Linked DNA regions of Homo sapiens: region 1 is linked to region 2. A link is an interaction called in ENCODE POLR2A ChIA-PET data of the cell type or tissue named here. Cell type or tissue: HCT116. All regions are shown on one strand. Links, peaks and the distances in the headings refer to the core of each region. The heading gives the core; the rest is flanking DNA. Region 1 overlaps MED13L (mediator complex subunit 13L). Region 2 overlaps LOC105370008 (a long non-coding RNA gene).

Region 1 (2,915 bases), core at 107-2,606, 370 kb after region 2:
AATGCATCGTTCTTTCTCTCTCTCTCCCTCTCTCTCATACACACACACATACACACTTATTTTTTGGTCTGTGTTCTCTTCTCATTAGCCTTGAGATTGTGTGGTGATACTCAGTTATGAGAAGATCATTCTGATGAGCACAAATAAGCATTAATTTTAAGCTTAAGGATTTTCTAGAGCCCCAATTTGAGAAACACTTATTTGCATGGTAGATATGAAGGGACCATAGCACTTAGTTCAGTTTCCTCATTAAACATCAAGAGACACAACAACAGCCAAAAGAATCTTTGAGGCCGGGTGCAGTGGCTCACGCCTGTAATCCCAGCACTTTGGAAGGCCGAGGCAGGTGGATCATGAGGTCAGAAATTCAAGACCAGCCTGGCCAAGATGGTGAAACTCCATCTCTACTAAAAATACAAAAATTAGCCGGGCATGGTGGCGGGTGCCTGTAATCCCAGCTACTCGGGAGGCTGAGGCAGAGAATTGTTTGAACCCAGGAGGCGGAGGTTGCAGTGAGCCGAGATCGTGCCACTGCACTCCAGCCTGGGCAACAGAGTGAGACTCTGTCCACCAAAAAAAAAAAAAAAAGGGAATCTTTGAAAAACAGCCCCACTTGAAGCAGCACAGTGGCTTCTGTGTATACTGAACATAGTTTCTGGATAACTCATCAAGGATCACAAAACTGATCAGCTAGCCTTTGTGTATCTGATTGACTTATACTAAAGTTTCTTCCTGCTTTAGGGACATGTACTTGCTCCTCTCCCTATTTGAATAGCTATTCCTTCATCTCACGAGCCTGGTTCCTTGATAGCATTAGGTCTTAGAACAAATACTACTTCCTTATATTATAGTGTGATCTTACCACTTGCTCCAGTTATCCTTTGCTGTGTAACAAACCACCCCAAATTTGGTGGCATAAAATGGCAACCATTTCATTATGTTCACAGGTTCTTTAGGTCAAGAATTTGGAAAGGGCATAATAGATATGGTTTGTTTCAGCACTGTGATGTCTCGACCTTCAGCTGGCAAAGCTAGTATAATTGAATGGCTGGGTGCCAAGATCATCTGGAGGCCTTTTTATTCACATTTGTGACTCATGTGAGGGCATGGATGAGCTAGGATTGTTGACTGGAGTCCCTACAAGTAGCCTTTCCATGTAACTTAGGCTTCCTTTCAGCATAGTGGCCTCAGAGGAGTTAGATTTATTACTCAGGACTTTCAGAGCGAGTGTTCCAGTGAATGAGATGGAAGCTTGCATGGCTTTTCTAACCTACCCATAGAGATTATGTGTTGTCACTTGCTTTTTTGTTTGTTTGTTTGTTTGAGACGGGGTCTCGCTCTGTTGCCTAGGCTGGAGTACAGTGGCACAATCTCAGCTCACTGCAACCTCTGCCTCCCAGGCTCAAGTGATTCTCCTGTCTCAGCCTCCCTAGTAGCTGGGGCTACAAGCACATGCCACCACACCCGGATAATTTTTTGTATTTTTAGTAGCGGCAGGGTTTCACAGTGTTAGCCAGGATGGTCTCCATCTCCTGACCTCGTGATCCGCCTGCCTCAGTCTCCCAAAGTGCTGGGGTTACAGGTGTGAGCCACTGCGCCCGGCCACATGGTGTTGCTTTCATCCTACTCCTTCCTTGAAGCAACCATAAATCCTATTTTTTAAGGGAAAGAAATACAGGCCTTACCTCTCAGTGGGAGGAGTGTCAGACACTTGGGGTCTTGTTTTAAAACTGGCGTATCATCGTAAATAGCATAACATGGTTAACATGGGTTAAAAGACATGTTGTCTTTTAGGTAAATAAGGTAAAAGACTTAATTGCATTTAACTTGCATTTAACAGGGGTTTGAATAATTTTATATAAGTAAAATTATTACTCTCTGCCTCTCTCAACTAAAATGAAAGTTTTATGAAAAATCTGTTCACTGCTGAATTTTCAGCCCCTATAATAGTGCCTAAGATATCATATCCATTCACTTGCTGAATGAATAGATACATGAATTAAAATTCAGCCACATAGCCAGTTTGCTTCACCGCTGAGACCGTCCTAGTACCCTGTTATATCACCAGGGTTCTCATAAAAATTTTCTTATTAATATGTAATATAAATTGTAAATTCAGCATTTCATTTCACTGAATCTGTATCTTTTTGTTCATAATGTGCTTTCTAAAATGAAATCGGGTGCCTTTGAAATTTAGTTCGTCTCTCAGTATACTGCTTCTACCTTAATGATTTATCATCCAACACTAATCATCCAGATTATGTTACTGCAAAACTAGTGTGAAGTACAATAATTTTGTTTTTGTGAATGAGTTATGAATCTACTCTGCCTGGGACAGTGGTTGCACTGGATGTATATCATCTAATATCAAAACTCAGTAGCAAAAAACAGTTTATTTTATTATGCCTATGGACTCTGTGGGTCAGAACTTAAGACAGGGCACAATAGGGACCAGTAGTTTTTGCTCCAGGATGTCTGAGGGCTCCACTGGAAGGGCTCCAAGACTGCAGTCTTTCTGTCAGGCTGGGGGCTGATTGCCTCGGGAGGTGTTTTTATTCACATAGCTGGTGGTCGATGCTGGTTTTTGGCTGAGATGTCAGCTGAGACAGTTGGCCAGAAGAACTACATGTGGCTGCTCCGTGTGGACTAGGTTTCCTCACAGCAGGGTGGTTGCACTCCAAAAGTGATCTTCCTGAGTGCAGATGTGGAGACTATCAGTTTCTTATGCTCTGGACTTGGAGACTAACATACAGTCACTTCGGCCATATTTTGTTTGTTGAGGCAGTTACAAAGAGCTACCCAGATCCAGGGGAGGGAATATTGATCCTATCACTTGATAGGAAGACTGATAGTGTCGCACTGTAAGAAAAGGCATGTAATATGGGATATATTGTGAGCTATCTTTGGAAAATATT
Region 2 (2,915 bases), core at 214-2,713:
TGTTTTATTTTTATGTTATTTTTTTGAGACAGTGTCTCACTCTGTCGCCCAGGCTGGAGTGCAGTGGGACGATCTCAGCTCACTGCAACCTCCGCCTCTCGGGTTCAAGCAATTCTCGTGCCTCAGCCTCCCGAGTTGGGACTACAGTCACGTGCCACCACGCCCAGCTAATTTTTGTATTTTTAGTAGAGATGGGGTTTCATCATGTTGGCTAAGCTAGTCTCGAACTGCTGACCTCAAGTGATCTGCCCACTTCGGCCTCCCAAAGCGCTGGGATTACAGGCATGAACTACCACGCTTGGCCCTATTTTTAATTTATTTTTATTAGGGACGAGGTTTCGCTATGTTGCCCAGGCTGGACTCGAACTCCTGGGCTTAAGCCATCCGCCTGCCTCGCCCTCCCAAAATGCTAGGGTTACAGGCATGAACCACCACAGCTGACCTTTTTTTTTTGTTTCTTACCTACTTTTTTTTTTTTTTTTTTGAGACAGAGTCTTGCTCTATCGCCCAGGCTGGAGTGCAGTGGCGCGATCTCGGCTCACTGCAACCTCCTAAGCAATTCTCTGCCTCAGCCTCCGGAGTAGCTGGGATTACAGGCACGTGCCACCACGCCCGGCTAATTTTTTTTATTTTTAATAGAGACGGGGTTTCACCATCTTGGCCAGGCTGGTCTTGAACTCCTGACCTCGTGATCCACCCGCCTCGGCCTCCCAAAGTGCTAGGATTACAGGCGTGAGCCACCGCACCCGGCCTTTTTCTTATCTACTTTTAAGAGCACTTACAAGATTCTCATAGACTGATGGTGCCTTGGTTTTATTGTTAACAATTCGAAAAGTTTTGAGATGGCATTTCTTTCCAAGATTTTACAATTCAGACTTTTGCTGTATCAGACGAATTTTATTTTACATCTGCCCTCTTTCCCTGTAGTGTCCTTGGAAGTCTTACAACTCCACAGACCACGTACTTCCTGGGCCAAAGAGCACTCCTAGTCTTTGGGGGGATAGAAACTGAGAGAAGCAAAGAGAGACCTCCACCATTCCAAGGTGGGTGAGCCGAGCAGCAGTAGTGATGCCAGGCAGGCGAGCCCCAAAGTGCAGCTTAGCGCCTGGGTTCTTGGCTTTGCCCAGGAAAGAATTCAAGGGCAAGCCAGAGGTAGAAGGAAAACGGCTTTATTGAAGAGGCCGTGTTACAGCTCCGTGACCGCTCCCGCAGAGCAGGGCTACCCCATAGACAGAGAGTAGCAGCTCAGGGCAGTTTTGCAGTCGTATTTATACCTACTTTAAATTGCATGCAGATTAAGGGGCGGTTCATGCAGAAACTTCTCGGGAAGGGGTAGTAATCATTGGGTCGTTGCCATGGAAAGGGGCGGTAACGCCCAGGTGTTGCCATGGCAATGGTAAATTGACGTGGCACACCGGTGGGCGCGTCTGATAGAAAGCTGCTTTTGCCGGCCCTGCTTTAACTAGTCCTCAGTCTGTTCCCGTGTCCCAACCCCACCTCTGGAGTCGAATTCCGCCTCCTACCTCAGTAGGAGTAAATAACTTGGAAGGAATACTGTAGCAACTCTCCTCAAGCATCCCCTGTATAGTATGTCCGCTCCTCAAACAAGTCTTCAAGGGAGGCATTTTAATCCCCCTCTTTTTTTTTTTTTTTTTTTTTTTTTTTTTTTTTGAGACAGAGGCTTGCTCTGTTGCCAGGCTGGAGTGCAGTGGCGCCATCTCAGCTCACTGCAACCTCCGCCACCGGGGTTCAAGCGATTCTCCTGTCTCAGCCTCCGGAGTAGCTGGGACTACAGGCTGCACCACCATGCCAGGCTAATTTTTTTAATTTTTTAGTAGAGACGGGGTTTCACCATGTTGGCCAGGCCAGTCTCAAACTCCTGGTCTCAAGTGAGCTGCCCACCTCTGTCTCCCAAAGTGCTGGGATTACAGGCATGAGCCACCAAGCCCGGCCTTTAATTCCCATTTTTAAGGCTCAGAGAGGTACAGTGACCTACCCAAGGTCACACAGTGAGTCCATGGTAGAACTGGTATCTGAACTCAGGTATGTCTGACCCCAGATCCCATGTTATTTTCCTGGCACTTTGCACATGGTGCTAAACAGTGATGACATCATCTCTTTCGGAAAGCACCAAGGATTAGCGTGGTGTGTTCTCTCAGCAGTTGGGAAATAGGATGTGCTGCTTCCATCCATGCTACAAACCCATCTTTGTCATCTTTTGGATACAACCAGAGTGAAGGAAACTTGGAATATCAGTTTCTGACAATTTCAAGCCTGATCTGTCTCCAAATGGAATCAGACATTTCTTGGTGGCAGCTGGCTGAGAACATTCCAGGGCAGCATTTTCCAATGCATATTACAGGAACATGTTCAGAATTGTTCATGAGATCATAGGCTCTGTGAACAAATGAACTGGGGAAATTTGGGAGGGATCAACCAAGTCAAACCTGCTTCTTTACAGCAGGACTTTTCAGAGCCTTTAATGTGTTCACAGGCATGGGAATCTCCAAGAGGATCAGTAGCAAAAAGCATTTTCCAAATAGAATTATGCATGGAATGCTTTCATAGAACACTGTGCAGGCAGGCATGACAGTACACACTTCGGGAAACATGACCAAGTGTGTTCCGAACTCAGCCCTTTAGAGTTCCAAATTGGTTGGGAGGTGGAACCTGCCCTCTGCATTAATCCTACTGTCTTCTTCCCTTAGGTGGGACATGTTAAAGTCCTGTTCGTGGAGAAAAGCTTTCGTGGTTGAATGAGAGAGTTGCAATTGTATCTATTTCTCTAGAGCATTGCCAGTTGCACTTTTCAATAAAAAATCTTCACATTTATGTCCTTATGGCTGTCCAGAGCATCATAGGGTATCTGAAGACTTACAGGCAAGTGAAATTATACTCAGAGATGCATGCAGCAT

What was found. ChIA-PET counts read pairs that join two places held together with the same protein. Peaks named below come from ENCODE experiments on the same cell type or tissue, not always from the same donor. Only the 100,000 strongest peaks of a DNase experiment are listed, where the experiment ranks them.
Region 1: POLR2A ChIA-PET joins it to region 2 with 5 read pairs; 1 of 35 experiments calls an interaction of 5 or more read pairs at or near these places.

What each region holds. Positions count from the first base shown.
Region 1 is chr12:116,133,577-116,136,491 of GRCh38, reverse strand. All of the region lies in intron 2 of MED13L (mediator complex subunit 13L), which reads left to right. Among named protein-coding and RNA genes, the nearest start is that of MIR620, 14 kb to the left of the region's middle. In HCT116, for the core only: no CTCF peak of the experiment used is centred there; DNase peaks (open chromatin) are centred at 681 and 1,051; H3K27ac peaks cover 703 bases.
Region 2 is chr12:116,504,926-116,507,840 of GRCh38, reverse strand. LOC105370008 (a long non-coding RNA gene) reads left to right here. Exons shown (of 3, transcript XR_945395.3): 2 at 928-1,043; 3 at 2,709-2,832. Among named protein-coding and RNA genes, the nearest start is that of LINC02457, 9.4 kb to the left of the region's middle. In HCT116, for the core only: no CTCF peak of the experiment used is centred there; a DNase peak (open chromatin) is centred at 1,360; H3K4me3 peaks cover 700 bases; H3K27ac peaks cover 2,500 bases.